Regions from separate parts of the Mus musculus genome. Here regions 1, 2, 3 and 5 are each linked to region 4. Evidence: chromatin loops called from intact Hi-C (ENCODE). Cell type or tissue: left cerebral cortex. All regions are shown on one strand. Region 1 overlaps Ttc21b (tetratricopeptide repeat domain 21B). Region 2 has its middle 11 kb from the start of Gm34688. Region 3 has its middle 53 kb from the start of Csrnp3. Region 4 has its middle 82 kb from the start of Galnt3. Region 5 overlaps Ttc21b (tetratricopeptide repeat domain 21B).

Region 1 (5,000 bases), 140 kb after region 4:
CAGCTCAGTAACACCAGAAGCAGGCAGGAAGGAGCAGTACTACCCCTCACTTCGATCCCAGAGGATTCACAGTGGTGCTTCTTGAAACAGGACAGCTGATCGGGGACAGACTCTCATTTGTCCTGCATGGTCTCAACCAGAAGTGCATGAGTGCAGCAGTTTCCTTCCCATGCAATTTTATAAAGAGTTCTGATAAGTTATTCTCTGCTGGTGAAATGAGTCAATTCAAGCCAGATTAGATTATATAAAGTTGGATTCATTGGGAGGCTGCTGTCCAGTCAGTTCATTGGACCCAAGGAAGCCAGAGAAGTCTCTATGGGGAGGGAGACAGAGGGTAGAAAGAATGTGCACATGCACATGCAGGGAGGGAGAACATGCAGAGACAGAGAGAAGGGAGGAGGACTATAACGTCTGGACCATACAGGGAGGAGCTTCTAGGGGGAGGGAAAGCCCACCCACTGGGCTAGAAAATTCGTGGTAGAAGGCTAGATATGCCAGACATAACAGGTGGGGATGCTGGGAGAATCTGGAGGTCAGGTCCACTTTGGTATGTTAAATATGCACCTCAGCCCCTTGGCCCATGTGTGAAACCCAACAATCTCACCCAGCACCAAGAGAGCCACGCGACCTCCAGTCCTAAAGTAGGACGGCTCGCCTCAGATCCTGAATCCACCCGAGGAGTCCCCTCTGCTTGAAGTCTGCTCCAGAGTTCAACCTTGGTTGCTCCACCAAGCCTACAGGAAGCCCTCCCTTAGGTTTGCACTGGCTTGCAGAAGACACTTATATCCTCCAGGGTTCCCCCACCTCTCACACAAGATTTGTTAAAGTTGAAGCAGGTTAAACTTCCAATCACTTCCTTTTCCCCATGGAGGGCATTAATCCAGATCTAGACTCCATGAGAGCTTCTTCAACCAGGTTCTCTGACTCCTCCATCCAGAAGGCAGGCGTGACCTTCCAGCGCGTGCAAGGCGGTTGTGGAAGCTGCGGTGTGGGGTTGCAACTACCTGTCTAGGCTCCAGACTTCCTATATTTCTGATTAAGGTATACATCACAAAAATCAACTCTCAGACAAGAAAAATATTCTGGGACTGTCAACGTTGTAGAGTTTAGATAGAGTGGACGGAGCCAGGATGTAGAATAGCTACGTTAAACTGAGCGTGGACATGACAATGGCTTCTCTACATTGATAACAAAATTACTCAATGAAAGGAACAAGCCACCTGGGTACGGTAAACCTGAGAGCCCACCCTCAGGGATGTGCTCCCTCCAGCGAGGCTGGACCTAAAGGCTTCCTAATGTTCCCAAACAGCACTACCAACTGGGGACAAAGTGCTGAAATACACAAGCCTATAATGGGGGCAGTTCTCACTCAATTCACCATGTGCACATGTTCATTCTTTGTTATGGAAGGAACAGACAGGCTTTGGAAGTTGGGGGTGGTGGAGAATATCTAATTATCTCACCACTGAGGGAAGAATAATTGGGTCTCTCTTAGCAGTTGTTAATGGCCTATAGCTCTTCACCTAGGGATTGGACAGTTTGGAATCTTTACAATAGGAATAATACGTTTTCCTAGGCTTGTGATGAACAAATGCTGTACGATATGTAAAAGTATTTTTATTAGCTACTAAATAGTTCCTAAATGTTATTATCTGAGTTTTATGAAATGCTATAAATGCAATTTTGGTAATGAATGATTAGAATTTTATAGCATATAATTGGAAATAAAAGGACACTAAAACCATGGAGATACGATCCCCAAGGCAATCTGTTTGAAAGAAAAACAAATTATTAAAAATATTTTATTTCAAGTAAAAATAAAACTGAAGACTACTGTATTTTGAAAGAACTTCAGATGTACATAAGACACCCGAGAAGAATGCTAAGGACCAAGGTTGATAAAATTAGGGTAATTTCGTATAAAAAAGCAGAAGCCACCCATCAAAGAGTACTATTTGCCGGGGCGCCTGCCCTCTACCCACCCCCATCTCCGTAAGTCTCTGATGACCGAAAGCAATTTTCACCCTTCTTCACCAGACCACTGTCTGGGACACATTAAGCTCACTCTTGTGGCTTCTGGTTAATATTGCTATAAGGGTTTACCTATTTAAACTGGTTTCAGAGTATGACCATTTCTTAAGATCACACTTGCTTTGAGGGTAGGAAGCATGAACATAACAAAGAGAGGCAAACATTGAGTTTTAAATTTTCCAGGGAAGATTTTTCTAATAAATGTCATTTCCTTCAACATTATTAAACAACACTGCAGACTGCCCTGTGTCTTTTGAGTTCTGAAAAAATATAAACCAGATATTCACAAAAATCTTTATTAAAATATACATTTAAAATATGTATTCATTTTTCATAAATTACATGAGATTATATCACAAACTATAATAGAAAATTAACAGATGACAGTAGACTTTAAATAGAATTGTTGGAAAATCTAATACTCTTCAGAAAAGATATATCACCCAGACTTTAACAAAAATATCCTCTGTAGAAACGAGTTAAGCTTTATCACAGAACTACCATTGTGCCTAATGGAAGGGAGAAAGATGAGCTCTCACCCAGCCACTCCACCAAGGATGCCACAGACCAGTGTTGTCCACGGACAGCAGCAGCCTCTGCTGGAGAAGGCAGGACACACTTCTGTCACACTGTCAGCTGGAGCCTGTGTCAACTGCAAAGACTGTGAAAGCTGAGGGACCACTGTCATCTCTTGCCCAACACTTCAGTAAAAATCATTTTCAAGGTCTTAAAGATGCACGCGCCTTATCAAGTATATCCTTTCTGATTTTGGGGTAAGTTGGATGTGCTTCAAGAACCTGGGGAAACAAAACCAAACTACCTTGTAAGGAACTGTTGAGAACAAGGGAGCTATGACTCTGAGTCTAACTGCGCATTATGGGCAAGAGTTCACTGTATTAACACTGTCACACTCATCAAAGGTGACAATCACCGCATGAGTGGTGACTCATTGAGATGAGCAGATAAGAGTCACAGAATGTGGAACTACCCATGGAAACATCTCATACAAGTTTCCTTAACAGGTGACTTAGAAGACAACTTATAATACTTCTGTAACTTAGCTTCTTGTCATGTCTAATATCCTCTTTGAGGGTTTTACTAACCGAGAGCATGTATCAGATTTACCTGGACTGATTTTGGAACATTCTGATTTCCAGCAATGCTATGTCTGAGAGGGAGAAGCTATTCATTTAAAAAGATAGAAGTCCACAAGTGATTTGCACACATAGCCTTGGGTTAGTGTTCATCCTTAGTTTGAAACACTGCCTCACAGAAGTTAGCAGTCAACAGCAATCCCATAGCCAGGTATTTACCACAATAATACTGGGACACAACTATCTGAAGTAAGAGCTGTGAAAAATGGTAAGGCCCTCTTCGAACGGAGCTCCATTGGGACATGGCACACACAAAGCGCTATGGAAATTCTAAAGCTGGAAGGATGTTAAAGATGCCATTTTAATTGTAGGGTTTTAGTGCAATGAAATGCAGAAATACTTCCTAAATTATGGAGTATTTTTAGCTATAATTTATAAATAAAAAGTTCTTCAATAGATAGATATAATCACAAAATGTCCCACTTAATAGAATGACCTGGGAAATCAATGCTATCTGCAAAAGTGTCCCTGGTGCCTGCAGAGGCCAGAGCAGGATGGAGGAGGCCCTGGAGCTGGAGTTACAGATGGTTGAGAGCTGGACATGGGCGTTGGCAACTAAACCGGGGTCCTCTGCAGGAGCAACAGAGGCTGCTGACTGCTGAGCCGTCTCTCCGGCCCTTCAGATACCATCCAAACTGGATTTTGTCGAACAGGTTTTCCCTACTAGCCTATCTCTTTAAATTGACACAAATCCTTTACTATTTAAACCCTAATTATAAATATATCCTTGCTTTAAATAGACACATTTTAAAATTTTAACCGAACACTAATAATTTCTCCATAACTTATTTAATAAACTACTTAGCTAAACAACCACATCTTCTATTTCTTACTGTTCAGTGACATTTGAGAGTAGAAGGAAATTGTGCATTGCTACTTTTGGTTATGAGCCTTAGCCTTTAAGAGCTGAGCCATCTTTCCAGACTCCACCTGTACTATTTTAAGAAATTTACCTGGTGACATACGTCAATTGCATCCACATATCGTTTTGCTTTTAGGTAATTAAATGCCAATTTGTATCCTGTTGAGACAAGAAAAAAAAATCTGATACGTGGTTTTTTCCTTCCTCTTTTGTTGACTTATTAGAGAAGTCCTAAGGGAAACTGTTGGCCAGACAATACAGAGAAAAGAGACATGGCAGGAGAAAGCAAAGTGAAATTAAGATGAGCAAACAGAAAGGAACAGAGTTGGAAAAAGGGACCCCAGTGAGTAGCTGCTGGGTGGGAGCACTGCTGCTCCCCGAGTGTGGCTTCTTCAGCTCACTGAAAAGCGCAAACTCCATCAGCAGACAAGTGGAAGTGAATCTAGACATCTAGTGATTGCCATGTAACCTGAGCGTAGGTGAGAGGAGGTCCTCTCCTCACAGGCTCTTGGTTCCTAGTGGTCTCCTATTTTAAAATGTGTTTTTCACTTGAAATGTGTTCTTATGCATATTTATACAAGGAATATAACTATAACTACATATACACATACATATATATACACACAAACTACACACACATTTATATGTGTGTATACACACACACACATATATATGTGTGTATGTATGTATGTATGTATGTATGTATGTATGTATGTACTAGCATAACTATTTGGGGCCATTTGCAGTGACAGCACCTGATTTGAAATTCTATGGAAATAGTGTGTGGACTTTGAGGGTTTCTTGTGAAAGTGTAAGGTTAATTTGGCCAGCCAGACTGGGTAGTGGATATAGTGACAATCATCAGGGACAAACAAAATAATTAAAAATGTCAGAGGAACACCTAGGAAAGGAACTCTGGGAGAGCTGCCAAGATCACTTATAAACTAGAATAA
Region 2 (5,000 bases), 650 kb before region 4:
TAGAACTCGTAATTCTCCTGTCTTGGCCTCTTGAATTCTGGGATTAGAACTATGCCCTAGAACTGTGAGGTATCTAACAGAGGAGACTACTTGGACATGGGTTTGACCTAGTAGAAAGTCTTTATTAGCCTGCTGGTGTTCAGAATCCTAATACAGACCTAAGCCTTTTTCAGGGTGAGTTTTAAGCACAAAAATGTACATCCTGGGTCTGTACAACCCAGTTAGCAAGAACAGTTTGCCAGAAGCAGAATTACAGAAACCAATGAACATGTTTAGTACATACGGGGACTTTTCCAGTTTTTCCAGAACTGTGTGCTTTGAGGGATTAGGCCTTTGGTCTCATCGTGGCAGGTGAGGAGCCTCTGTGCTGGGCTCCAAGGCCTGAATGGGACTTCCATCTTGGTGTCAGTTGTGCTAAGGTCTGGAGTTAGAGCGATGGGCTTACTTTCCTCCTCTTTTCCTTCATCTTGAAGTCCTTTGGGAGAAGTTTGTTAGATGCTTAAGACATAAAAATGATCTTCCAAAAGATATTGGTGATGTTTGATCTCATTTAATTTACATAGTATATGAAAGGTTTGATTTAGGGCAGAATTATTTAGGACACAGTCCCTGTAGTTTGCACTCTACAGAATAAAAAGAGTTTTGTAGCACGCACGCACGAGCGTGTGCACACACACACACACACATTCTGTGCTTGAGCATATGAGCTCTGGACTTCCTGTCTCTGACTGAGACCCTTTGTGGTCTGGCCACTCTGCCCACCACTTTTGGCCACCTTTCGTGCACCACAATGAACTCTCATCCCTCTGGAACCGTAATCCCTAATAAAAATCTTTCTGCTGTAAATTGTCTTAGCCATGCTGTCTTCTCAAAGCAACAGAAAAGTAACTAAAGGAAAGGGGGGAGTAGCTGTGGAGAGGAAGGCAACCATCAGGAGAGCGAGAGTGAAAAGAGACACTAACGGGGCACCATTATAGTAATAACGCATTGTATGGAGTTATTAAAAGTAAGTCATTTTTTTACTTCAAATATTAACATAGTGAGGTTGGTAAGATGGCACAGTGAATAAAGACACTTGCTGTCCAGTGGTCTGAGCCTGACCACCTGAGTTCTAATTCTTAGGCAAACATGAAGTATAGCATATAGATTTTACTGCCCTATTTTAAGCTCCAGGCAGACCATGCTACTAGCCATGCCCAGGTCCCATCAGATTCATAGATAAAAGACACATGTACACATTAGCTTAATTTTGATGTGCTTTAACTCAATGGCTGGACTCTTCTAAGTCTTCTCCAGCTATTGTGCCCTTTATTTTCACTCCCAATTCAGCGCCCTAAATCTGCCCTCAACTTTAGTTGCTCAGTTACCTTTATTCCTAGCTCAGAACTCTAAATCTGCCCTCAGCTCAGTTGGTCTCTAAGCTCCTGGCTGCTACCCCAGGCCCAGTCAGGGAAGCAGCTGACGGCCACCCCACCCTGGATCTCACATGGCTGTTGGCTCTTTCTCTCTCCACAGCATGGCGAAATCTCTTCCTACTCCCTGACGTCTGCTAGCCTGCCTGCAGGAAACCTGGAAGTCCTGTGGATTTTTCCCAGCTTATTGGCAGTTAGTGTCTTTATTGATCTAACAAAAAACATTTGGGAACAGGACCTTCAGGGTCCACATGCAGATTCACGATCAGAGCATGAGAACCACGGAGTTGTGAGGAAGGTGAACAAGGCGTACTCAATGAGACTGTGCTTCTGGGATATATATTACCTTTTCCGTACCATATGGACTATATGTCCTTTATAGTTTGTATAGCTATGGGAAAACCATTTGACCCCATGTCCTATGTTCTGCCAGTATGTGTGATTCTTGACTGTCTAACTCCTTCTTCCTCTAGCTGTGTTGTATTCCTTTCAGTAGCAGAGACTTTTCAATCCCTTCATTTGGACCTCCTGTCAGTCTCCTTTAAGGGAAGTTCCTTGTACTTAGCAGTACCTGGAGCTTATCTTTTGATATAATCAAATTGTAGGGTGTTTACACTTATCATGCTAAGCAACATGGATAACTCCTAGGGAGTGCACACCTGAGATGTTCCAGGGCCCCAGGAACTTCTTCTGCCCTTGTCTCGAGGACCCAGAGGCTCCAAAGCCCCCAGGCTAAAGGGAAAACTACAGAAAGTTACCTGAATCTGTCCCCTCTGTGGGTATATCAGTCTATGGCACCTTCAGCACAGAACATGTATGAATGCCTGGATGTGGCCCTAAATTCAGTGTCTGGGATTTCTGGGTGACTATCTTCTGCTCCCCTAATTTTGTGGTATGCACCCCTGGTTGTCTTTACTGTGTGTCTCTCACCATATGTTTCTGTCAGTTCCACTGGTTGGAGGAAAAACAGCTCTAAAATGAAAGGAGAGGTGAACAGTTTCGAGGCCTCAGCTAGCCTAGGACAACCTGAGGTAGCAGGACGTCACAGAGAAACCCTGTCTCAAAAAACAACAAACAGGCAAGCAAACAAACAGAAACATCTCCGTGTAGTGTGATTTAGAACTTAAAGAAATCCTTGCCTGTTTCATGTAACCGTGGACACATGCCTTAGGACTCTCTCTGCCTTTGGGTAACAGAATCTTAGGGTGGTGTTTGTATCAGTTTTGTCCATCAGCCACTAGATGGAAGCATTTTGCTTCTTTTGAGATTTAAAGCTCCTCTTGGAAAATGCTGACCCATACCTGCCTGGTTCCTTTGTGGAGTTGAAAGTCTTTAGGACACCTCATTGCATGATCTGCCATTCTTTGATCTTCGAGAGAGGAAGGCATTGTTCTGTGTGATTACCTTTCCATGTTCTGGGTAGAAAATTAGATAGCTTGTGGCTAGAAAGTTGTCAGAACAGTGAAACTCTAAATAAAATGTAGACTGCTGGAGCCACTGGTGAAGCTCTCTGCCTTAGTATATTCTACGCAGACTGTAATCTCACCTTTCAGACTAGAGGCACTTGTCTCCGTTACTTTTCTATTACTGTGAAAAGACATCATGACCAAAGCAAGTCCCACAAAGGAACACATTTAGAGGCTTGCTTATGGATTTAGATGGTTAGTCCATGATCAGCACTGTGGGAAACAGACAAGCCTGGCACTGGAGCAGAAGCTGAGAGCATAATATCTTGATCTGCAGGCAGAAGACAGACAGACAGACAGACAGAAACACAGAAACACAGAGAGAGAGAGGGAGAGAGAAGAGAGAGAGAGAGGGAGACACACACATACACACACACAGAGAGACAGAGAGACAGAGACAGAGAGAGAGAGAAAGACAGAGAGGGAGAGAGACAGTGAGAGATAGAGAGAGACAGAAAGAGAGGGAAGGCAGAGGTAGAAGGAGAGAGCTTGAGCCAGGACCTGCCAGGTCCTGCCAGGTGGTCTTTTGAAACCTAAAGCCCACCTCCAGTGACACACCTCATCCAATACAGCCACACTTCCTAACACCCTCCTGTCCAAGCAATCTGCCTGCAGACTCCACTGCACCCGCTGCTTCTATCTGCCCTTCCTGTCCATCTCTTTTCTGTTGGCTTTTCTTACTGTTTGTTTGTATAACTTTAATTTTAATGTGGTTTTGTGTGCTTGCTATGTGTATATCTCCTCAATTTACTCATAAAGGCAACGAGGATGGAGACTACATTTTATATTTCTCTTTTGTCTTTTGTCTCCTACGGTAGTCGAGAGAGGGAACAAAAAAAAAAGTTCAACAAAAACTTCCAGAATCCAGTGCAATATGAAACAATACTGCAGAGACAGGCCAGTTGCAAAGTTAATTGGTGAATTTCCTGACGGCCTCTGGGAACGCCCATAATTTCGCAGGCAGACATCCTATTTCCCTCTCTAGGGTCCACTGCCACTCTGTTCCTAGTCCAGTTTTCCTGCTTCCTATCTTGGTTCATCAGGGCTTATTGGGGAATTAATGGAAACTACTGTCCTGATGGGGCCGCATGTGTCCCTATACATGTCTAAAGCAGTGTTCCCATAATCTATAGAACGCGCGCTGCTTATCCCGTATCCTGCTTCACAGCATCCTCTCAGCAATTCATAAGGCGTGTGCGTACTTGCTGAATTCCTGCTTTCCTCCTAGGCCTTGACCTTGAAAGCAAAGCCCAGACTGTTTTGGTTTGCTATCCTTTCTCTATTTAGATAACATCTTGCTATGCAGCCCACCCTGACCTAGAACTCACAGTCCTCAGTTCCAGCATTACAGGTGTTTACCACCTTGTCTGGCTTGAATATCTACTTTGTTCACTGTATTAAGTAACCTGCTTCTTTTTTTTTAAGAAGTAAGACAATTGTTGAATAATTAAATGTTCTTTGTCAAAAATGTCATTCATTTTTTAATTTATTTTTAATTTTTTATTAGGTATTTTCCTCATTTACATTTCCAATGCTATCCCAAAAGTCCCCCATACCCACACAACCCCACTCCCCTACCCACCCACTCCCACTTTTTGGCCCTGGCGTTCCCCTGTACTGGGGTATATAAAGTTTGCAAGTCCAATGGGCCTCTCTTTCCAGTGATGGCCGATTGGGCCATCTTTTGATACATATGCAGCTAGAGACAAGAGCTCCCGGGTACTGGTTAGTTCATAATGTTGTTCCACCTATAGGGTTGCAGATCCCTTTAGCTCCTTGGGTACTTTCTCTAGCTCCTCCATTGGGGGCCCTGTGATCCATCCAATAGCTGACTGTGAGCATCCACTTCTGTGTTTGCTAGGCCCTGCTTCTAACTGAGCTATGCTCCTAGAACACAAACGTAAGTCTAAACTTAGGGTACCGGGCCTTAGTCATCTTAGTCAATCTGAATGCTTCTTCTTTGCCTTATGTTAAGTTGAAAACTAATAATCCCCCAACAATTCCAACCCTACAGTCCAGAAGCTGAGCCCATCCAAATTTTGTCTCTTTGCTTTGGCCACTTATAGTTTCCAGGATCTGCGGAGACTTTTATATTACACGGTTATGATCTGAGAGCAAGATC
Region 3 (5,000 bases), 250 kb before region 4:
GTAGTATGTTTTTCTACTAGAGTCATGGCTTATAGTTTTGGGATCTTAGCTACATTAGCAGGGACAGGGGGTGTGGGGCAGGGAGTGTGGGGGAATAAAGGGAGTGGGAGAAAATCCTCTGGGTGGGCAGATGCACCCGGAAGACTGCCACATGCTTTCCATGCTGCCCCAGGTGGGTGTCTGGCTGTGGGAAGCTACTGACCCCAGCTCAGCGGGTGGTGGACAAAGGGCAGTCCTAGGCACCAGATTCTCAGCCTTGGGCATCCCAGATACCACTGGACACTGCAGAAGAGCTGAGAACAGAATGAGGGCCCTGGAGCTTAGCCCTGGAGCTGAAGGGAGGAGAGGGCAGGGGGAGAGGGCACTTGATGGTTCCCACGTGGGCGAGAGCCCTTGATCCAGTCCATGGCTGGAGCACAGGAAGGCCTTTGAGAGGGAGGTTAGGCAGCTCTTTAGGGAAATGCCTATCCCATCGTTCAAGCTTGGTGGGCCTTGATGAGGGTGGGCCTTGATGAACAGAGACCGTCTATGGTTTTAGAGCTTTATTGTAGAAAAGCAGGGAGGAAGAGAGAAGGTAGAAAAAGGGAGAGAGGCCAACCATGGCCACATGGGGGGGGGGGGAACGGTGAGAGAGATTGAAGGAGAGCTAGAGAGAATAGTAAGAAGGGTGAGAGCTTAAAGAGAGAAAGGAGGGGCCAAGCAACTCCTTTTATAGTGGGCTAGTCTATTACATAACTGTGGGGAGGAGCATACCTGGCTATAGTCTGGTAACTGTGTGGGTGGAGTCTAGCCAGAATGCCAGATGCTTGGGACATTGTCTGTGTGACTTATAGTCACAGAATTATGGAGTTGGGGGCTCTGTGGTGTCAGGCACTTGACTCTAGGAATGTGGATCCCTTTTCTGTCCCTTGTAGAGTTTTCTACTGGGTCGCTGAAGCAAGCCTCATTCAACCAATATAGGTTGCCTATCATGCTCCACAAGGGGGTGGGTCGTACAGCCAATTCTTAAAAGTGTCTACTTACCCCCTGTACTGGCTGGTGTGTCAACTTGACACAGCTGGAGTTATCACAGAGAAAGGAGCCTCAATTTAGAAAATGCCTCCATGAGATCCAGCTGTAAGGCATTTTCTCAATTAGTGATCAAGGGGGGAGGGCCCATTGTGGGTGGTGCCATCCCTGGAGTGGTAGTTTTGGGTTCTATAAGAGAGCAAGCTGAGCAAGCTAGAGAAAGCAAGCCAGTAAGTAGCACCCCTCCATGGCCTCTGCATCAGCTCCTGCTTTCTAACCTGCTTGAGTTCCAGTCCTGACTTTCTTTGGTGATGAACAGTAATGTAGACGTGGAAGCTGAATGAACACTTTCCTTCACAACTTGCTTCTTGTTCATGATGTTGGTGCAGGAATAGAAACCCTAAGACACCCCCATAACATTTATGCCACTATTGTAATAAGTACTGGTCACAGGGTTTGTACCTGGGTGATATTGATGGTTAACCACACAGGACAGTAACAGAAATTGCCTTCCCTCTTCTATGAGGTGGGAAGGTCCTTTCCACAATGTTTTTCCTCTACTGGGGCCTGTATTTATTTGTTAAGTCTTTGAAATTTGGAGCATCATTGTAAAAATCCAAATGTTACAATGAACTAAAAATAATTCCTCAGAAAAACTTCTCAGTCTTCTTGAAAAATATTTTTTGCTGTGTCTTAGCTAGATATTTAAAATTATTTTTGTCCAATTCCTCAAAGACTTAACCCCAGAATTAGCATATGACTCATCAAATGTAGCTCCAGGTATACACCTAAGAGAAAAAGATACATATGTCCTCACAGAAATTTGTGGGTAGATATTCAAATAAACATTGTCTATAACAGGAAACAAGTAGAAAGAATACAAAAGCCCATGTGTGGATAGATAAATTCAAGCACATAAATACAGCGGGCTATTGTTCTCCCATTGACAATAATGAAGTATTGATGCAGATTAAAACTATATGGGCCTCAAAGACATCAAAATGAGAGAAGAAAGAGAAAGACCAAACCCCGTGGGCTGTGCAATCCATTTGATATGCTATATCTAGAATATGTAGGTGAAGAGAAAGAATGGGAAGGCAGAAAAGAAGGTTGCTAGTGGTTGGTGTTTATAGAGGGACGAAAACTAGATTACAGAGCTGGTGGTTAAGTAACACTGAAAATATACCAATAGCCTTCCAACTAATTACTTTCGCTTTTGAATTTCAAAAACCTCAATGAAATTTTATAAAAAACAATTTGGTAAGCATTATTCAGCCTTTTCCACTAGAGGGTGCTGTTTCCATTATGAAGTGTGTGAAGTTTATTATTTGGAGTGGAAAGGCTTTTATATTTGCAAATAACCCCCCCAACACACACATACACACACGACAGTTATTTTGCATCTGTTTTAGGTATGTACAATGGAAGCAAACATAAAGTTTAGTAATGACTAAAAGAAATTGTGTTACATTTGAATGTCTCTTAAGAGGGAGTTTGTGAAATGACTGTCTTGTCAATATTTTTCTCCTTGAACATAAATGTCATGGTTGCAAAGTGAAGCCAGCATAAACAAACCACAAAACTAAAGAAATGGTTGATGGAAGCAGTTCAAAGTCTCCAGTGAGACAGAATAGGGAACTGTCCAAGCTCTCACATCTTCAGGGAATTTCAAGTATTTTTTCATGACCACTGCAATTGATGGACCCCTGAAAGCATATTTTTCACATGTAGAATAAAATAATCTCTTCAAATTAAAATGACTTCATTAAAGTTCTCTGTGAAAGATGGGTTTCGTAGTTCTATAGCGAATGGAATAATTAGACCATCCTGTCCTTGAATCTCTATGGCCAGTGGCTTAAGGACAATGTAGGGCCTGCCATGTATTCACCAGTGTGGATTTCTTTCCAGCTCCAAAACCACAAAATACACAACTCTTTATGCAATGAGAATGCCCTCAGCCAAAGCAAAATCAAAAGGCAGAAGAGAAAGTCAGTCAGGGAAAACAGAGGCTCCAGAGCAAATTGGAATCAAAGCACTGCGATTAAAGCTTGTAATTACAGAACTGTAAAAACGAGTCTGCCTTCTATATAAAGCCAGCCCTCCCCATCTTCCCAAACATGGAACTGGGTGGGGAAAGGGGGAAGCCTTTGAATTGCAAAGACCACACTGTGAAGAAAACCAGAAAGTGCTGGCTACTGGATCGTCTAGGAACCAGGAAGCAGCATTTCAACAGAATAGAATAATTTGGAAATACTTAAGAAACTATTCTCAGTAAATAATGTAAATGATATGTCTCCTTCTTAAGTTGCTTCAGTTTCTCCATTGTAAAAATAAACCACTACTGTGAAGGTTGGAATATATTGTCGCCCACAGACTCATGGGTGTAAGAGGAAGTGGCTCACTCCCAGCATGGCCTGGAAAGATGTCTTGTATCTGTAGACACTTTGCTGCACCCCCTTTTTCAGCCAGCAGTTGGAACATGTTCCTCTTGCCCTGTTGTTCTGCCTTACCTCAGGCTCCATGCAAGAGGTTCAGTCACCCAAGGACTGAAATGTCTGAGCCTGTGATCCAAAACAAATACTCCTCCCTCTAAACAGCTACTCCGAGGTCTTCGTCATACCAGTGAAACACAGACTAATGCAGAAAAGCAGTACCAAAACATGTGGTCACTGCTGTGACTACCGGGCACTCATAAGCCTTTTAGAGCTGGTTTGTGGGAGACAGCTGCAAAAGCTCAGAGGTTCAGGCGAAGAAAAATAACCCTGAAGGTTATAAACAAAGCTTAACTGGGCAATTTTGGTGGCACCTAGAGGACTTGAGTGGAATAGGAATGTGGACAATAAAAACTTTGCTTACAGCACCTCAGATTTAAATGAGCCTACTTTGAATTGGACTAGAATAAAGGTTCTCAAACTGTAGGCCATGATTCTTTGGGGCAGGTCACATATCAGTTATTCTGCATATCAGATATTTACAGTATGATTTACAACAGTGGCAAAATTAGAGTTATGAAGTGGCAACAGAATAATTCTATTGTTGGGGGGTCACATTCGTATGAGGAACTGTATTCAAGAGTCACATCATTAGGAAGGTTGAGAAGCACTGGAGAAGAGGCTATTGTCTGGATTTTGTTCATATCCTAAAACTTGATGGAAGTCCAAAATTCAAAGGTGGTGAAATAGGCTAGCATGGGAAACTTCAAAACAACACTGCACTTAAGCTGTGGTTTGGGCTTTGCTGGTACCTTCAATCAGGCTTGAAGTGAAAATTGGAGTGCAAACTGAAAACAGAAACATTCTTTAAAGCTTGTGGTTGTGTAAGAAAAGGAACACTGTTATTGTTGAGTCTAAAGAAGGTATATAAGAATTTTAATCCAGCAATATGGCTACTGTAGCCAGGAATCACATCTAAAAACCTAGTCCTCTGTGGTACAGCTGGAATACAAGCATGCCTTTAATCCATCCGGTTGGAATACACACTTCCCTTTAGTATACACCTTTAATTCCAATGATATCTAGTTGAAGAGCAGACAAAGTGGTGAATCAGAGAAAGATTTAACAGAATGAGTCAAAGATAGGATATGCCCAAATCTCACAGGAACAGACAGGAGAGAGGGACTACTTAGTAACAGGGCAGGGAGAGAGGTGGGTGGAGTTCACTTGAATTGGGGGCAATTCCGTTGAATATAGTTAAATTCAGTTGAGTTTGTTTATGCCTTCGGGGCTGTCAGCACAGTCAGTGCAGTCAGTGCAGTCAGTGCAGTCAGTGCAGTCAATGCAGTCAGTGCAGTCAGTGCAGACAGTGCAGGCAGTGCAGGCAGTGCAGTCAGTGCAGACAGTGCACACAGTGCACGAAGTACAGGCAGTGCAGTCAGTGCAGGCAGTGCAGGCAGTGCAGGCAGTGCAGGCAGTGCAGTCAGTGCGGGCAGTGCAGGCAGTGCAGACAGTGCACACAGTGCACGCAGTACAGGCAGTGCAGTCAGTGCAGGCAGT
Region 4 (5,000 bases):
TACAGAGACAAAGTTTAGAGCTGAGACTGAAGGAATGACCATCCAGAAACTGCCCCATCTGGGTATCCATCTCAGATACAATCACCAAACCCAGACACTTTTGTGGATGCCAACAAGTGCTTGCTGATAGAAGCCTGATATAGCTGTCTCCTGAGAGGCTCTGCCAGTGCCTGACAAATACAGAGGTGGATGCTCTCAGCCAACCATTGGGCTTAGCACAGGGTCCCCAGATAAGGAGCTTGAGAAAGGACTCAGGGAGCTGAAAGGGTTTGCAGCCCCATAGGAGGAACAACAATATGAACCAACCAGTACCCCCAGGGACTAAACCAGCAACTACATATGGAGGGACTCATGGCTCCAGCTGCATATGTAGCCGAGGTTGGCCTAGTCGGTCATCAATGGGATGAGAGGCTATAGGTCCTGTGAAGGTTCAATGCCCCAATGTAGGAGAATGCCAAGGCCAGGAAGCAGGAGTGGGTGAGTTGGGGAGCAGGGGGAGAGGGAAGGGATTGGGGGTTTTCGGAGGGGGAAACCAGGAAAGGGTATAACATTTGAAATGTAAATAAAGAAAATACCTAATAAAAAAGAGTAGATTTTTTAAAAAGTAAAAAATAAACAGCAAAGCAGTACAGATATAAAGTTGGGTAAAGGCAGAAAGAGATATTTCTGATCAAAGTGGCCACTATAGGCAACACTAGAGATTTCCAATTACTTAGATGTAAGACCACAAGAGGGAGACAAGAGAAGAGAATGAATTTGAAGCCAGTGCCTGCTCCCCAATGTACTTTCAAGCCATACTAGGGCTTACCTATCAGACAGCAAAGTGGTGAGAAGTTTGGCATTTTAAGAGGGCAAAGTGCTCTAGAGGATATAAGATATAAGACAGGAATGGATAAAAGACAGGAATCAATTGTGAATAGCCAAGATGCCTATCTGTCTCACCTTTGTTTGCAGTACATGGCTTTGCACCTACAACCAAAAGCCCCAAGCTCGAGTCAAATGGATAAGAGCCCAGCAAAGCATCAATGGTCATCTGAACAATGGCCGTGGGAATACAGCGGGTTCAACTGAAGGATGGAGTCAAGGATGACAGACAGATGGATTGTTTCATTTGCTCCCTTCGTCCTCAGTGGTGTGTGGCTGTGAGCTAGAAACACTGAGGAAGGAGTGACAGGTGGCTGGAGGGAAGGATAGCAGGAGAGGATGAATTTGAAAGCCCCACTAATCACCCTCCTCAATGAGGCGCTGTCTGTTGAAATTTCAACACAAGGTCTGCACTCGGATGCTTCTCAGAAACCTCTTCTGTGCACCCTGTTCCTTGGGGTCATCACTAACCTGCTAGTATGAAGCAGCCTCTGTTTCTTTGTCAAGTTCCCTCCGATAAAGCAAAGCAGTAAGCCAATTACTGAGATCATTCAGATGAAAATTTTACTTTTGCCTGAATTAGCCAGAGAATTGAGGCGTAAATGGACCTTTTCACTTGACTGATTGGGATAATTGCTTCGCTTTGCTAGGGGAGACCTATCTTTGGAAGTCTGTGTTTGGCCACCAAAACATGTTTGTAATATCCATTATCGTCGTTTCTTGAAACAGCCACGCGTGGCTAGTTGCCACACTCAAAAGCTTGTAGGCAGCTTTTGAGGTTGTTGAAACAGTGGGGATGGGAGTCAGATGGCATCTCTGAGACGCTCAGTTGCTTGAATTGTTTCCGTTTTGGCCATCTCTAAAACATGTCAGCTCAGTCCTGCTGAGCATCCAGGGAAGTCAGGGTTGGGGGTCGGAGAAGTTGGGGGGGATAGCGTGGTTGCGCAAGTCAGTTCGGTGGATAAAACACACGCGCGCGCACGCGCGCACACACACACACACACACACACACACACACACACAGAGTAAGAATTACCTCCAGGTGCACAGGAACAAATGGCTGTTCCTGAAAGGGCTGGGTGGGCGGACTTGAGAGAAACGTGTAATTTACATTTAATATTGAAGGAGTGAGAGGACTTCATAAAGAAACCTGAGCAGGAGCAGGCAATTAGTAACAGCAGCGGGACTGGCAGCCAAGCCTTTGGCCTGCGTCCTAGGAAATGGAAGCTTTGGCTTAACAGCGTGGAGCACTGGAAAGAAGAAATCTAAAAGCTCAGCCTTGAGCTCTGCGGCAGCCTTTCCTGCTGTGGTGGTGATGTGAGCCTATAGGGTACAGTATGCTCAGCAGTGGCCTAGAAAAGCAACTGAACAAGATGGACACCAGAAAAGCCCCGCAGACCTCAGATCTCTGCAATCACTTTGTGATGGCGCCCCTTACTGGTCAACAGGCAGAACACCAGAGGTCTACATCCTGAATGGAAATACGAGGTTTTCACTCAGGTGATCCCTGATGTTTCTGCGTTAAAATAATAATAATAATAATAATAATAATAATAATAATAATAATAACGATTTCATTATAAGATATTTTATTGTATTCTGAATAATGAAATAAAGGAAAGAAAATAATAGCTGTGGCTTTAATAAAACCCATCAGCTTTATTCATTGAATTGTGTTTTAAAAGAGTTAAATGCTAAGTTTCATGTTTATAAAATGACTCCTTTAAAATTTTAAATTTTATTCCACACAGATTTTCAAAACACTAGAAGACACATACAAACCATAGAACTGATCTTTCTCAAGTAACCCGCTCCTCAGATTGTAATAAGGAAGTTGGCATTAAAATAATCAGTTTCTTTTTTTTTTTTGGTTGCTATTGTTTTATTGTTTGAGATATTGCTTTAATTATGATAAATATGACAATATGACAAAGCCCTTAAGGAATGCTTGACATTTTGTCACAATCACAAGCCATTGAAAAATCCACTTTATTAAAATATAGATGAACTGAGAAAAATCAAGCCATTGTATCTAAAGTTATAAAAATTGAGTGTTCATATTTCACATTGCTCTGAAGGTCATTAAAATATCAAATAATCCATAAAGCATAGCTCACCTTTTTTTCTCAGCAGATTTACACATAGTGTCAATTTACTAAAAGTGAGGCCTAGAATATTTTCCTTCATAACCTTAATGTCATTGTACTGGCAATATTCAATATTTTGTGTATATTTTAATATCAAGAAGTCTTTGGAGACCAAGATAGTTACTAGTAGCCGAACAACATTTTCTTTTAACATAAACCAACCGTAAGCTATCTTACTGTGCAAAACAACATCAGCACGAAAAAAGTTCCTACAATTTCGCAGATATTTAAAACAAACAAACAAACAAACAAAACCAAACCCAACTCAGTAGATTCTGCACTTGGTAGATTTCTTCTTGTACAATATCCCTAAAAATAATTCATTTCAGATATATCCTTTCTGTGAACTCTTTTTACTAGTATATTTTTAGTCACAAGATTCTAGAATGTGTTAGAGAAGCAAGGGACACCCAAAGCCCCCACAGCATGGACTCTGGTCTGCCTTCAGGCCTGCCCTGAACGAACGGGCAAAGCTTTGCCCTGTTTCTTCCTCCTCAGACAGTGGGACTCAAAGAGCTTTTTGCCACCCTGGACACTCAGAGAGGCGGACATCCACAATGTTCCCTTAGGTTTCTACCTGGGAGTGACAGGTGTCCCTCCCACTCAAACATTGCAAAGTCCATCACACTGACACAGAAGTGGATTTTAATTCCTATTACCAAGTGGGCACCCTCACGAGTGATTTCCTACAGATACGCTCTCACGCTCTCACCGTTCCTGGGGAACAAAGGCACTGGGTAATCCTGCCCTACCATGTGCTTGCAAAGACAGGCAGAACTGGCGGGGAGCAGCACTGTCTCCTACAGGAATCAGCACACTGACAGGATATGGTGCAATTTATGTTTTCTTAAAAAAAAAAAAAAAAAAAAAAAAAACAGAGAGAGGCCTAACAATTTATTTGGGGTTAGGTTTAATATCTGGACTTCTTTCCAGGACTTACATTTTTACTGAAATAAATTGAGTTTAAATTGAGCTCTTGGGAGATTTCACAGTGATTGACCAATTAGGTTGTTAGGGCCACTCTGCATGGGCGGGGGGCACGGGGGCAATGGCAGGGGAGCAGCTGCTTTCGGGTCTCTGGCCTCGTCTTGAGTGTTGTCATGGTGACAACTGCCAGCAGGAACCTACTGGGAGCCCAGTGGACGCCTTGGCTGCCAGAGCTGTGTATCAGACAATGCGCCATTCCCAGCCTTCCAGACATAAGCAGCACAGACCCTTTAGCTGGGCTGTTCTTTGCTTTCTACCTAAGGGGAAATTTGCTCTTGCTTGAACTACCAATTGCCCGCCGTCAGTTCAGACAAAACAACTCCATTTTCGAGTTTCTTCTTGTGTGCTTCCTCTCTGCTGATTTTTCCATACAATGCCATCCTGTTCCCAATTTTCAAGGCGTACAACTAATGCGGTTACTAGAGAAACCTCAACTCATGATTTTTAGGTATAATGGAAAAGCAAACAGGTCCTATAGTGGTGTACTGCCTAACTTACACGATCTTCTGAGGTTGTGTAAGTTATGTGTTCTGTGCCCATATGATGTTCAACACACTTGCCGGTAGCGACTTGAAATGTCTCACTTGGCATGTGTCCAATACAACCAAGTAGCATACCTCCTAACTGATTTTACCTTATTTTACATGTAAGTAACTGCATATGACCCGGAACATTGTGTAGAAAGCATAGTTTCAGGATTATACTTAAACTCGACTACCTAGCCATAGAGGAAATACTAGTGTCTCACTTAAAATTGTGTACATATTACTGTCTCTAAAGCAGACGGAGGTCATTGCCAAATGAGGTGTACCATAGCATTCTCTGACTGGTTCTTGTAAGTTTAACTCCCAAGTCCTAATCGCATAGCTAAAAAGCAGTAAGGGAGGGTGATGACCTGCGTAGTACATGTCGTACTTTAGAAGCGAGACCTAAGTGGGGAAAATGCTGTTGTCTCTAAATCACTTATTACCTACATCATTGTGAATTTGAAGGGGAGACAGA
Region 5 (5,000 bases), 150 kb after region 4:
AGTAATCAGGTAAGTAACTCGCGATGAGGATACAGCATTGACAATAGAGGTTGGCTTGTATATGTATTGCCCTAAAAGTGCATTTCAAATAGTATTTACAAATGATATATTATTTCTTGTGAAGACACTGGGCCCAGTCTGCTGAACTCACCCACTGCAGGATTTGTCTGGTTGCTATGTTTCCATGCCATCTCATAGTTGAAGGCCGCATCTGTGTATGCTTGCTCTTTCTCCATAATGTACCCCATATATTCATAAGCTTTGCAGCAGGACTGAGGGGACAATGGAAGACAGAAGCAGATTAAGCTCCATACCAGTAAACTTTTACAGAATGTGTATAACATGCAGAGCAGTCATGTTAACCCCTCTACATGGTGTATAAAGCAATGGCACTCCAACCTGTGTATAGCACCAAAGTACGGAAAGGACACACTGAATGGTTTTTATGCCAAGAGCCAGCCCACAGCTATCAGAAGCAGAACTTCTTTTATAGTACCAGGAATACATACAATGGGATGGGTATTTGACTCACAGACAGGTATCCAGTTTATTGTGACTAATTTAAACACATATTTAGACTTAAGAGTATAGTGAATTCATAACTTTCTTTCAAAAATTAACCAATGACTCAGATCCTGCCCCACATTTACACTTCCATACTACCAAGAAAAATAACTCAGATACTGCATAAGTTTAACCATATATATGCTAGAATGCTATTCTAAAAGATAAAGACTTCCTTAAGTATAACCCAAACTCGTGGCACCTAGAATATACCAACTTCACCCATACATTTAGAGACTGTCATATTTAAAATGGTTGAAATATAATTTATTTTTAAAGAAGTTTTTAAGACTGAGAATCCAATCCAGGTCACAGATTGTGAGTGGTTTGACATAGCTCAAGTCTGTTTTCATCTGGAGAATCTTTCTTCTGTCTCTATTATCTTGATTTTAAAAAGTATAAAGAATCTTTACAACAGTATTTCTCTCTACACAGATTAGGTTGGCTCCATTTTGGTGGGGTTTCTGTAATAACAGTCCAATATTATTGATGTTTCCTGCTTTTTGCTCTGGTTCTCAACCTTCCCAATGCTTCCCTAACCCTAACCCTAACCCTAACGCTAACCCTAACCCTAACCCTAACGCTAACCCTAACCCTAACGCTAACCCTAACGCTAACCCTAACGCAAACCCTAACCCTAACACTAACCCTAACGCTAACCCTAACCCTAACCCTAACGCTAACCCTAACGCAAACCCTAACCCTAACACTAACCCTAACCCTAACACTAACCCTAACCCTAACGCTAACCCTAACGCTAACCCTAACCCTAACCCTAACGCTAACCCTAACGCTATCCCTAACCCTTTAATCCAGTTCCTCATGTTGTGATGACCCCCAACCATAAAATGCTTTTTCTGACTGTAATTTTGTTACTGCTCTGAATTGTGATGTAAATAACTGATATTCAGCATGGTCTTAGACGAATCCAGTGAAAGGGTCATGGCCCACAGGTTGAAAATCACTGTTTTAGGGGTTCAGTCTGAATATTTTCTTTATATACCAACAGTATTTATTGTAAGGTTCTTCCTTATTCTAAGAAATTTCATCACTAAGTATTTTCACTAAAACCACTTTCCATTAAATCACAGACAAAAATGTGACCCTGAGAAAGCTCCCACCCCAGTGTCCCACGGCTCAGCACAGTAGAGTCTGTATGTTTTCATATTACTTTTTCTCATTTCACTTGATTGAAAATACAGTACACTGTTGTAATCATTGTGATTGTGGTTTTTCCCTCATTAACCCCCATCTCTGTCATAGACATTGTGTTCTTCTATAACAAAGCACCGCATGTTTGATTCTCTCCTTTGTAATATTCTGCCCATTCATAAACTCGTCCATGTTGAAACATAGTGATAGTTATCATGGATTATTATTTTGAACATTTATATATTGAGATATCTTATCAAATAATTGGCCACTTACAAATGCAGTTCATACAGAAAACCCAGGGTAAGTGTTGAATTCTTCTCCATTGTCTGACAGAAACACTCAGCTTATTAGCATACTTCAGTTGACTAATTCTATTTTCTTTTTTGTATTTTTATGCAGTCATGTGTTTAACATATCGGATGTGTTTTAATCTATTGCAGTTCTCACTCCTTTTTGTACTTGGTGTCCCAACTCTGCTGTTGGACTGTCTTCCACGAGGCTCCGGAGTGCCTGGTATGACGCTTACTGTATTTGATAGCTTTTTTGCCATCTGGTATGGCAAGATGCTCTAGTGTTGTTTTATGCTTTCTTGGTCCAAATATCAGAGATTTCCCTCTAAAATTATATAATTCAAGGCTCCTAAGCTTTGATTCCGGAGCCTCTCATGCTTTCAAATAGATATGCCAAAGCAACTGGGCTGAATGAAGGTTCTGAAGGAGCAACCAAGTTTAATGTTACAAGGTGTTGCTATGTGGTCAGTGTAGATGAGAGGCGGGATTTTATCCATGTCAAGGCCTTGATTCCTATGTCAAGGTTGATTAATCTCAGACTAGGCGTATAGTGTTCAACTGCACAGTAGTTTAGATTTTAAAGCTTATCAGCAAGTATTTTGTCTTCAAGGCCAATTTAGGTTAAAATTGATGAAACTGGTCATTTAAAGCTGTCTACCAATTGATAATGGACATACATTCTAGGGTTTTCATTCCTAAGATTATCTTAATACTATAGGTAATCATAATTCCTCCTTAAGAAGTAAATGATCCAAGTTATAATATAATTTGCTTAGAGAAAATGAAAAATAGATTTACTGTGATTAGCATTTTTAGCTAATTGGTATGAATCTGTGAATACAAATAGCCTCAACTTTCTAAGTCAAATGTAATTATTTCTCAGCAAACACTAATTTACACCTATATTAAAAAATCATAATACATTATCTTCTTTATGTGTTTAAATAACATAAGTAAATAGGGTTCACATTGTATAGACTTGGAGATTTTCCATTTTTCCCTAAAGATAAGGACTTTCATTAAACTGAATTAGAAGCCCCCATATATATTATGCATACTGGTCTAATAATGTGGAGATGACATGCAGCTGCAGTAAGTTCATCAAGAACACTTCTTAAAGGGAGGGACAGACGACCACAATGAATAATCTGCAATTTTCATTAGTTCTGGGATGAGCTGGGTAATCATGGCGAATGCTTGACATTCTGAAAGCACTTCTTTTAAGCGGGGCATCACCAGCTGAGACTTGAAGCTGCACAAATCTATCTTCCCACTTCCTTCAAGGGAACACAGCTTCTTTTTATCATTAGTATTCACTTCCTGACTATGATTTTAAACATTTAAAATTCAAGACCCAAAGGAGAGGCATCAGACATGGACCCATTGCTCTGCTATGGGAAGCTTATGCCACACAGTTAACCACTGTTTCCCAGTCACCTACCCGGTTATGGCAGAGACACCGCTTTAGTAATTCCTCTGCCATGTCATATTTTGCTGACTGGATATAAATATCAGCAAGCAGCAGCCAGCTCTTCTCCAGATCCTCGGCTTCAATAGGATTCCAAGGCATTTTTGCAATCCGCTTCAGCTGGTTTCTGGCTTTTGGAGTCTGTTTCAAGATCATATAAGCCGTTGCCATTCCCAAGAGAGCTGGGATATGATCCTTCTGTGGGAAAACGAAACTTTAGACCACAAGACGCATCACGGGGGAAGCGGCAAATGGCCACCTGTGCCGTCTCTCTGGCTCTGTGCTGGGTAAATGTGACTGTTACCGTTTCACACTGCAAGTCATCTTAAGTCACTATGAGGAAACCAGTAAACATGTGGTCCAAACAAATTCACAAACTATGCAGACGCTAAAGCGCAGGCCCAACCGTGAGTGGGGCTTCGTCTGTGATGGGGCTGACTGACTGGTGCAGTTCTGTACGTAACAGAAAGAATGAACTCTGACTTCACTGCAATGCTTCCTGAGCTGTTTCACTTTTAGATTTACAGCTTTGCCTCTGTGGTTCCTTTCCCTTGTTAAACATGAGTAACACATCCACTTCCTAATCCATCTTACCGCTATCTTCCCCCACTCTCATTAAAAACAAACAAACAAACAAGCAAGCAAACTAAAAGAAACGAAACCTCTTTTCCCAGTGAAGTTAGACCAATGAAAGTGTCGTAAATAGGGTATGCCTTAAATCACCCGCACAGTTCATACAATAGACTCATGGCTTGAAGACTTTTAGATGCAGAGTCTGCAGTCTCCTGATAGGGTCTATACAGCACAATATGTCCTTAGACAGAGTAAAGCCCCTGAAAGTCTGTCTTCTGTAAAGCCAAGAGGTTAGCCAGAACTGACATACAATGGAGGCCATGAGAACCTGCCAAGAGAACGGACTTAAGCCACAGTGTACCTAGTTCCTGACTAAGCTTTGCAGAGGGATTAGGACAGTGTCTGGAGGAGGATCTTTAAGCTTAACGTCTTGAATCAGAAGTATGATAAGAAATTGCAATGCTGTGGCTATAACACTGCCTGTCTGTACGTCTACAGATTTGAGGAAATAATGGCAAATATCCAGAAAGGAATATGAAACTATCATCTGTTCACGCCCAAGCCCGAGCTTGGCTGGAAACTGGAAGACAGCAAAGCATTGGAGACTAATGGAAATAGGAGGGTACTTTCTTGTCTCTAATGTTCTTTGGTCTTTTCTTTTCTCTCTCTCTCCTCTCTTCTCTTCTCCTCCTCCTCTTTTCTTCTTCTTTTCTCTTCTTTTCTCCCCCCTTCTCCTCCTCTTCATCTGCCTCCTCCTCCATCACCATCATCATCATCTTCATCATCATCCTCTTTTTGACACAAGGTCTCTACATAGCCCTGGCTGTCCTGGAACTCACTCTGTAGACCAGGCTGGCCTTGAACTCAGAGATCCACCTGCCTTTGCCTCCCTAATGCTGGGATTAAAAGTGTGCACCAACTTGGCTTCTCATTTTATTTTCAAAATATAG

The links. Peaks named below come from ENCODE experiments on the same cell type or tissue, not always from the same donor. Only the 100,000 strongest peaks of a DNase experiment are listed, where the experiment ranks them.
Region 1: a loop joins it to region 4, with 4 times the contacts of the local background. A loop is called at or near these places in 6 of 42 quality-filtered maps.
Region 2: it touches region 4 in a loop (4-fold over the local background); 2 of 42 quality-filtered maps call a loop at or near these places.
Region 3: it touches region 4 in a loop (7-fold over the local background); 18 of 42 quality-filtered maps call a loop at or near these places.
Region 5: it touches region 4 in a loop (2.2-fold over the local background); 4 of 42 quality-filtered maps call a loop at or near these places.

Annotation. Positions count from the first base shown.
Region 1 is chr2:66,182,016-66,187,015 of GRCm38, forward strand. It overlaps Ttc21b (tetratricopeptide repeat domain 21B), which reads right to left. Exons shown (of 29, transcript NM_001047604.2): 28 at 4,139-4,206; 29 at 2,312-2,828. The coding sequence ends at 2,751. Among named protein-coding and RNA genes, the nearest start is that of Galnt3, 60 kb to the left of the region's middle. In left cerebral cortex, a CTCF peak has its summit at 2,636; a DNase peak (open chromatin) is centred at 2,620.
Region 2 is chr2:65,393,653-65,398,652 of GRCm38, forward strand. No RefSeq gene overlaps it. Among named protein-coding and RNA genes, the nearest start is that of Gm34688, 11 kb to the left of the region's middle. In left cerebral cortex, a CTCF peak has its summit at 2,635 (motif pointing right); a DNase peak (open chromatin) is centred at 2,667.
Region 3 is chr2:65,790,377-65,795,376 of GRCm38, forward strand. No RefSeq gene overlaps it. Among named protein-coding and RNA genes, the nearest start is that of Csrnp3, 53 kb to the right of the region's middle. In left cerebral cortex, CTCF peaks have their summits at 2,293 (motif pointing right), 3,515 and 3,789; DNase peaks (open chromatin) are centred at 2,110, 2,242, 3,122 and 3,406; H3K4me3 peaks cover 327 bases.
Region 4 is chr2:66,040,067-66,045,066 of GRCm38, forward strand. No RefSeq gene overlaps it. Among named protein-coding and RNA genes, the nearest start is that of Galnt3, 82 kb to the right of the region's middle. In left cerebral cortex, CTCF peaks have their summits at 718 (motif pointing right) and 2,293 (motif pointing left); DNase peaks (open chromatin) are centred at 817, 1,571 and 2,212; H3K4me3 peaks cover 841 bases; H3K27ac peaks cover 328 bases.
Region 5 is chr2:66,188,109-66,193,108 of GRCm38, forward strand. Ttc21b (tetratricopeptide repeat domain 21B) reads right to left here. Exons shown (of 29, transcript NM_001047604.2): 26 at 3,451-3,675; 27 at 152-272. Among named protein-coding and RNA genes, the nearest start is that of Galnt3, 66 kb to the left of the region's middle. In left cerebral cortex, no CTCF peak of the experiment used is centred here; DNase peaks (open chromatin) are centred at 2,286 and 3,673; H3K4me3 peaks cover 450 bases; H3K27ac peaks cover 398 bases.